Linked DNA regions of Homo sapiens: region 2 is linked to region 1. The links are chromatin loops, found by intact Hi-C in ENCODE. Cell type or tissue: Calu3. All regions are shown on one strand. Links, peaks and the distances in the headings refer to the core of each region. The heading gives the core; the rest is flanking DNA.

Evidence for each region. Hi-C counts contacts between places; a loop is a spot of excess contacts. Peaks named below come from ENCODE experiments on the same cell type or tissue, not always from the same donor. Only the 100,000 strongest peaks of a DNase experiment are listed, where the experiment ranks them.
Region 2: it touches region 1 in a loop (2.0-fold over the local background); 3 of 110 quality-filtered maps call a loop at or near these places.

The regions. Positions count from the first base shown.
Region 1 is chr13:50,364,688-50,367,605 of GRCh38, forward strand. All of the region lies in intron 2 of DLEU1 (deleted in lymphocytic leukemia 1), which reads left to right. Among named protein-coding and RNA genes, the nearest start is that of DLEU1-AS1, 160 kb to the right of the region's middle. RefSeq lists a silencer at 2,146-2,440. In Calu3, for the core only: no CTCF peak of the experiment used is centred there; a DNase peak (open chromatin) is centred at 1,374.
Region 2 is chr13:50,173,512-50,176,429 of GRCh38, forward strand. All of the region lies in intron 2 of DLEU1 (deleted in lymphocytic leukemia 1), which reads left to right. It also overlaps the pseudogene ST13P4. Among named protein-coding and RNA genes, the nearest start is that of DLEU2, 49 kb to the left of the region's middle. In Calu3, for the core only: no CTCF peak of the experiment used is centred there; no DNase peak of the experiment used is centred there.

The sequences.
Region 1 (2,918 bases), core at 107-2,606:
TAACCTTCTACTACTGAGGCAACATCTTTCTGAATATTCTACTCAATTATATGTAAAATTATAAGGTTCTTCAATCTAGTTACTGGCAACAGTCACTTTTTCTGACCTCATGTGAGCTCCAGTTGCTGTTCTTTGTAATTCTTTTAGATGGTTCTTCCCCTGGTCTCTGCTAGCTTCCTCAGCTGTGTGCACTGATTAGTACTCTGTTGAATATTCAGGGGGACCATCTACAGATGTCTGATTCTCTTTCCCTGCAACTCTTTGTCCCCTCTCTGTCCTGCCAACTTTAGCCATGTTGGTCTTTCCAAACCCTTGCTTCATTTCTTCATTGTAGGGAATCGTTGAGCTGCACTGGAGTTTCTCATTCCTATGATATGGCCTGGAAACTTTCATGTCAGTAAGTTAGGGCTTTGGTAGGGTTCTTCTCATTCGTTTTCTATCTTATGTCTTCTGTTGGGTTCTGTCATGATGATTATTCACTATTGTGTTCACTTTCTTGTTTCATTGAACATATTTTTAATATTTTATCCAGTTTTTCTAGTTTGCTTTTGTAGATGGTTTGGTAGTAATTACCTAGTCTGCAATTATTGGAATAAGAGGCCTCAGACCTTTTAATTTCAACAAAGTTTTTTTCCAGAGAAGTGAGCAGCTATTTCAGGTCTGCTGGAGTCCTAAGGTAGAGTCCAATTGGGATTGAGAGCTGACCATCTGGCCAGTCTGCAAGTTCTTGCAGAAGAACCTACTGCTGAGGACTGAGGAGTGTGGGAGTGAGAGGGTGCTTGTTCTGAGGGGAGAAGGAGCCGGAAATGACAGCCTTGCTAGAGAACTGAATCATGGTTATCAGAGAGGAGGAGAAAGAGTGAGAATGCTGCCACATACTCATAGTTCTTTCCTGTTCAGATCCCATTCGATTTGTGAAGTGTGACATTGAGAGTCTGTTAAAATTGAAATGCACTTTTATAAAAATTCTGTAAAATATGGAGCCATAGGCTCTCTATCAACAGGTGGGAGTGAGAGGCAGTGAAATCTGAGTTATGACTGTTAAGGTGACTGTTTAAGTATACCCAGGCTGTGAGGCCTGGGGGAAATCAGGTTACACAGAAGCCAAGTTAACCCGGATCCAGCTCCACCTTGCAGAGTTTCGTTAACAGAAGGGGTCCTTGGTACAAACCCGCTGCCGGTCAGAAACTGGCCTGAGGCCAGAAACTCATTTTACCTTAACCTCAGAATGTCCATCAGATGATGAGGTTCTTGCCTAGGACGGATATTTTTCTAAGTTGGTACTCAGAGATTGACTTAAGAGTCCTTAAAATTTCACAATGAGTCACACATAAGGCCAGGTTTGCTGAAACCGAAAGTGTTGAAACTGCCTGGGGGCAATTTGTCGGTAACCTGTAGGCATTTGAGAAGCTATGAAAAGGATTAATATAATGCATAAAATGAAAGACAAGCAGTGGGGGTGGGGAGTGAGAAAACTATTTCCAGTGAACATAGCCCTAGTTCAGAAGACGAAATCTATATTTCACTCAGCAGAGGGTACAAATCTGTATTACATTAACTCAGCAATTCTAACCAAAACAAAGACAGGATGGCAAATATTTAAACAGTGATTAAACAGTGCCCAGGCAATAGGAAATGTCTGCTCTTGCCAACTGTTTGCTTGAATGAAATAAAATAAATAAGGGGCATACAAACTGTGTCTTCCTGGTTGTTCTCAGGGACCTTCTCTGGCATAGGGGCAGCTCCCTCAATCATGAACTTGAGTCTCATGGGTCCCATTAGAAATAGCCTAATGAGAAAGAACTCTGAAAACTGTTAATGGCTAACAGGGTACAGAATATGTATTTTTCTTTTAACGTATTTTACGTATATAAATGGCAGGGTACAATCAGAGCAGATTTCCCCACCAGGAGGTTGAATGCTTAATTCAAAACAAACGCCTATTGAATTTGATAGTAGATCTCTCCCCTCTCTCCCTAATTTGGCTTTTTGCCAGCTGTTAATCTAATTGCAGGGGTGGCAGCCTGAGATTCTGTGGCCCTCTAGGGCAACTCAAAGTACATATTGTCATTACTAATTATTATATAGTGTTGCTGTGATTAAAAGCACCACTGTCCTTTGAAAAGCCTCAAATGAGATGACAGCACAGAAGCACCTGAGTGTGCCCCATAAACTGATATTCTATTTGCTGTGCCATTAAAGTTCAACAATGCCATTATGTCTTAAGTGACAATGAAAAGTTCCCATTCCAGCTTTTAGTCAGAATGACCACAAGTTTGATGAAACCCCACTCAACCTCTTCTCCAGTCATCTTGAAAGTGAAGCTGTTTGGTGTGTTGGTGTGAGGTAACTAACCATGGTGCTACTATGCGCTTTTGTAGGCAGAGCTGGCCTGGTGACTTAATTCACATTGGGACACTTACTGTCACATTCATCGCACTGGATTAAATACTGCAACTGAACAGCCAAAAGAAGAGGTATCGCTATAGGTTGAGTGATATCTTCCCCTCAAAAGATGTGTAGAAGTCCTAATCCCCATTTCCTCAGAATGTGACGTTATTTGGCAATAAGGTCGTTGTAGATACAATTAGTTTAGATGAAGTCGTACTGGAGTAGGGTGGGTCCCAAACCAAGATAACTGGTGCCTTTATAGGAAGGGGAAATTTGTACACAGGGAGAACGTCTTGAACATAAAGACAGAGGTGGGGAGATGTAACTCCAATCCAAGGGATGCCAAAGATTGCCAGCCAACCACCAGAAGCCAGGAGAGAGACCTGGGACAGGTTCTCCCTCACAGCAGAGTGGGCTCATGTCTTAGCCTGTTTGAGCTGCTATAACAAAATACCATAAACTAGATGGCTTATAAACAACAGATATTTATTTTTCATAGTTCTGGAGGCTGGGAAGTCTGAGATCAA
Region 2 (2,918 bases), core at 329-2,828, 190 kb before region 1:
GAATTATTGGGCAGGGAAGATACTTATGTGTGGAAGATTATTGCTCTAATTTGAGTGAAATAAAAGTTATTAGTGCGAGGCAAACATAACTCATTTGAGGATAAAAAAAAAGAAAAGTTGATAGCATAGATTCTGAAGTTTTCTCTTTTGATTCCACTTCTCCATCCGAGGACATATATTTCAAAAAGTATTTCAGTAAGCGATGTGATTCCAGGACATTGTCCATGAGATATAGAGGACATTGTACTTCATCTAAATAAAACTGGGCCTAATTTTAGGCAGAAGGATGTACGTAGTGTTATTTTATTACCTTTTCAACAACTTTCTTAGTAATCAGTCATTTTCAATGAAGACAGTTTGTTCACCACCATATTTGAAGACTATTATTAATTTACCAGCTGCTATATGGTAAGGGGTCTGTCCTCAGCCTACCTTTGGTAGTTTGAACTAGTTATACTTTGTTCATCATTTTCTGACATCTCCAGCTGCTTACTAGACTTCTCTGTTTTGATTTTCCATTGTCACCTCCTATGTAACATGTCAAATAGGGAAATCATCGCTTTTACCTATAAACCACATCTTCCTTTAAGGCCATACCTTTTCTTTTAATGTTACCATTTATTTTCCAGTTCCCCAGGTGAAAAACTTTGATGTTTCCTTGTTCTCAACCCCTTCCCCGATCCAATCAATCAAAATAGTATCTATACTTCCTTTGTGATGCCTATGATAACCATTCTTTTCTTCCTTTCTGTTTCTATTACCAAGACCCTGGATTAGACCACGCATGAATGACATAGCTTCTTGAATCATCCTATTAGCGTTTTCTCCTCTTTTACCCCCTATTAGTGAGTAGGAACATTTTAGTTAGAATTACTCAAATATCAGTACCAAGTCCACACCCTTAATCAGAGTTGCTAGGGCCCTTCATGACTTGCTGATGATCACTCTAACTCAACTCTTGTACCCTTAAAACTGTTTGCTCTGGTCATATAGAAAAATGCAATTTTCCAATCTAGCCATGTTCTCTTTGACTTCCAGATTATTTGTATTGTGGTAGAATACACATAACATAAAATTGACCATTTTAACCATTTTGAAGTGCACAGTTCAGTGGCACTAAGTATATTCCCATTGTTCTGCAACCATCACCATCATCCATCTCGAGAAATGTTTCATCTTCCTAAACAGAAACTCTGTACCCATTAAACACTAATTACCTATTTCCCCTCCTCCCAGCTTCTGGCAGCCACTATTCTACTTTCTATCTCTATGAATTTAACTACTCAAAGTACCTCATATAAGTGGAAGTATACAATATAGGTCCTTTTGTGGCTGGCTTGTTTCACTTTGCATAATGTCCTCAAAGTTCATCTATGTTGTAGCATGTGTCAGAATTTCCTTCCTTTTTAAGGCTGAATAATATTCCATTATATGTCTATGCCACATTTTGTTTATTCATTCATCCACTGAGAGACATTTGGGTTGCAGTTTCTTCTCTTTAAGTGTATTCTGCTAATTAAAAACAGGTTACTCTTCCTGCCACTTCTTTCAGTCATGTTACTTTGCTGCTCAGAAGCCTTCAATGAGTTCCTTTTTACAGATAGGGTAAGTCGCAGCATGCACAGCATAACACTCAAGGCTCTTGCCTCTCTGGGCCCTGACCTATGTATAAAACCTTTCTGTTAATTATTAGTCTTCAACATTTATTCATGAAACATAGTTTTTGAGTGTCTGGTATGTGTTGGGCCTTGGGGTAAGTGCAGAGTAAACCAAATAGATATTGTCCCTTACCCTATGGAACTGACTTTGGAGTTAAGTGATTCCTTCGCTCAAGCCAGAAGGCTCTCCTTTTTACCTTGGAAGCTGGCTACTTCACCCAACATGAATATACCAAAGACCATTTGGTAAATGACCAGCTCACCAAAGCTAATTCTGCAAAAATCACTTGACCAAATAATGATTTTGCTGAAAAATTGAGGTTTATATTTTTTACTTTGTCCCTGTCATCACTGCTGTTCTCTTCCTGGGCATGCATTGGCCAACTGCTGTTTAATATGAACTTTGCCTGTTTTTCACATTCCAGACTCTGAGAATTTTTAGAATGGTCAACATTTTCTACGGGATGGTCAAGTGTTTTCCATTTGTTTGTTTATTTTTTAAAGCACTGTTTTTTGTCTTAATTACTTTTGCCTCTGTCCCTATTGCTCCTGCTTCTGCACCTTCCTGTGCCCTGGTGCAATGGCTATGAGAAATTGCTCTAAACCCTGTGTAAAGGATTTGCCAGATGATTGCTCAGTGAATTGTTCATTCGTTGAGTTAGTCAGTAAGAAGATGATCATTTGGCAAATTAGTTTCCAAACATTTTAAAATTTCTTCTCTCCCTTGTAGGAAATCAAAGGGAAGCATTTTCTACTATTTTTTTCAGGTCTATCCTCTCTGTTTGAACCATAATATCTTTTTTTGAGATGGAGTCTTGCTTTGTTGCCCAGCTGGAGTGCAGTCACACGATCTGGGCTCATTACAGCTTCTGCCTCCCAGGTTTAAGCGATTGCAGCGCCTCAGCCTCCCAAGAAGCTGGGATTACAGGCATGTGCCACCACACCCAACTAGTTTTTGTATTTTTAGTAGAAATGGGGTTTTATCATGTTGGCCAGGCTGGTCTGGAACTCCTGACCTCAAGTGATCCACCTGCCTTGGCCTCCCAAAATGCTGGGATTACAGGCATGAGCCACTGTGCCCAGCCAAACCATAATCTCTTTTAATAGCTCTGTTGATTTGTTTTTGGGAGTAGCCTTCTTGTGAGTAGGCTTCTTGGGAGTAGCCTTCTTACATCTTGTGCTCAGAATCAGTAGTTGCTTGGTTAATCTAAAGAAGCTGGTTAAGGTGTAGAATCATAAAAACAATATAGACACATCTTT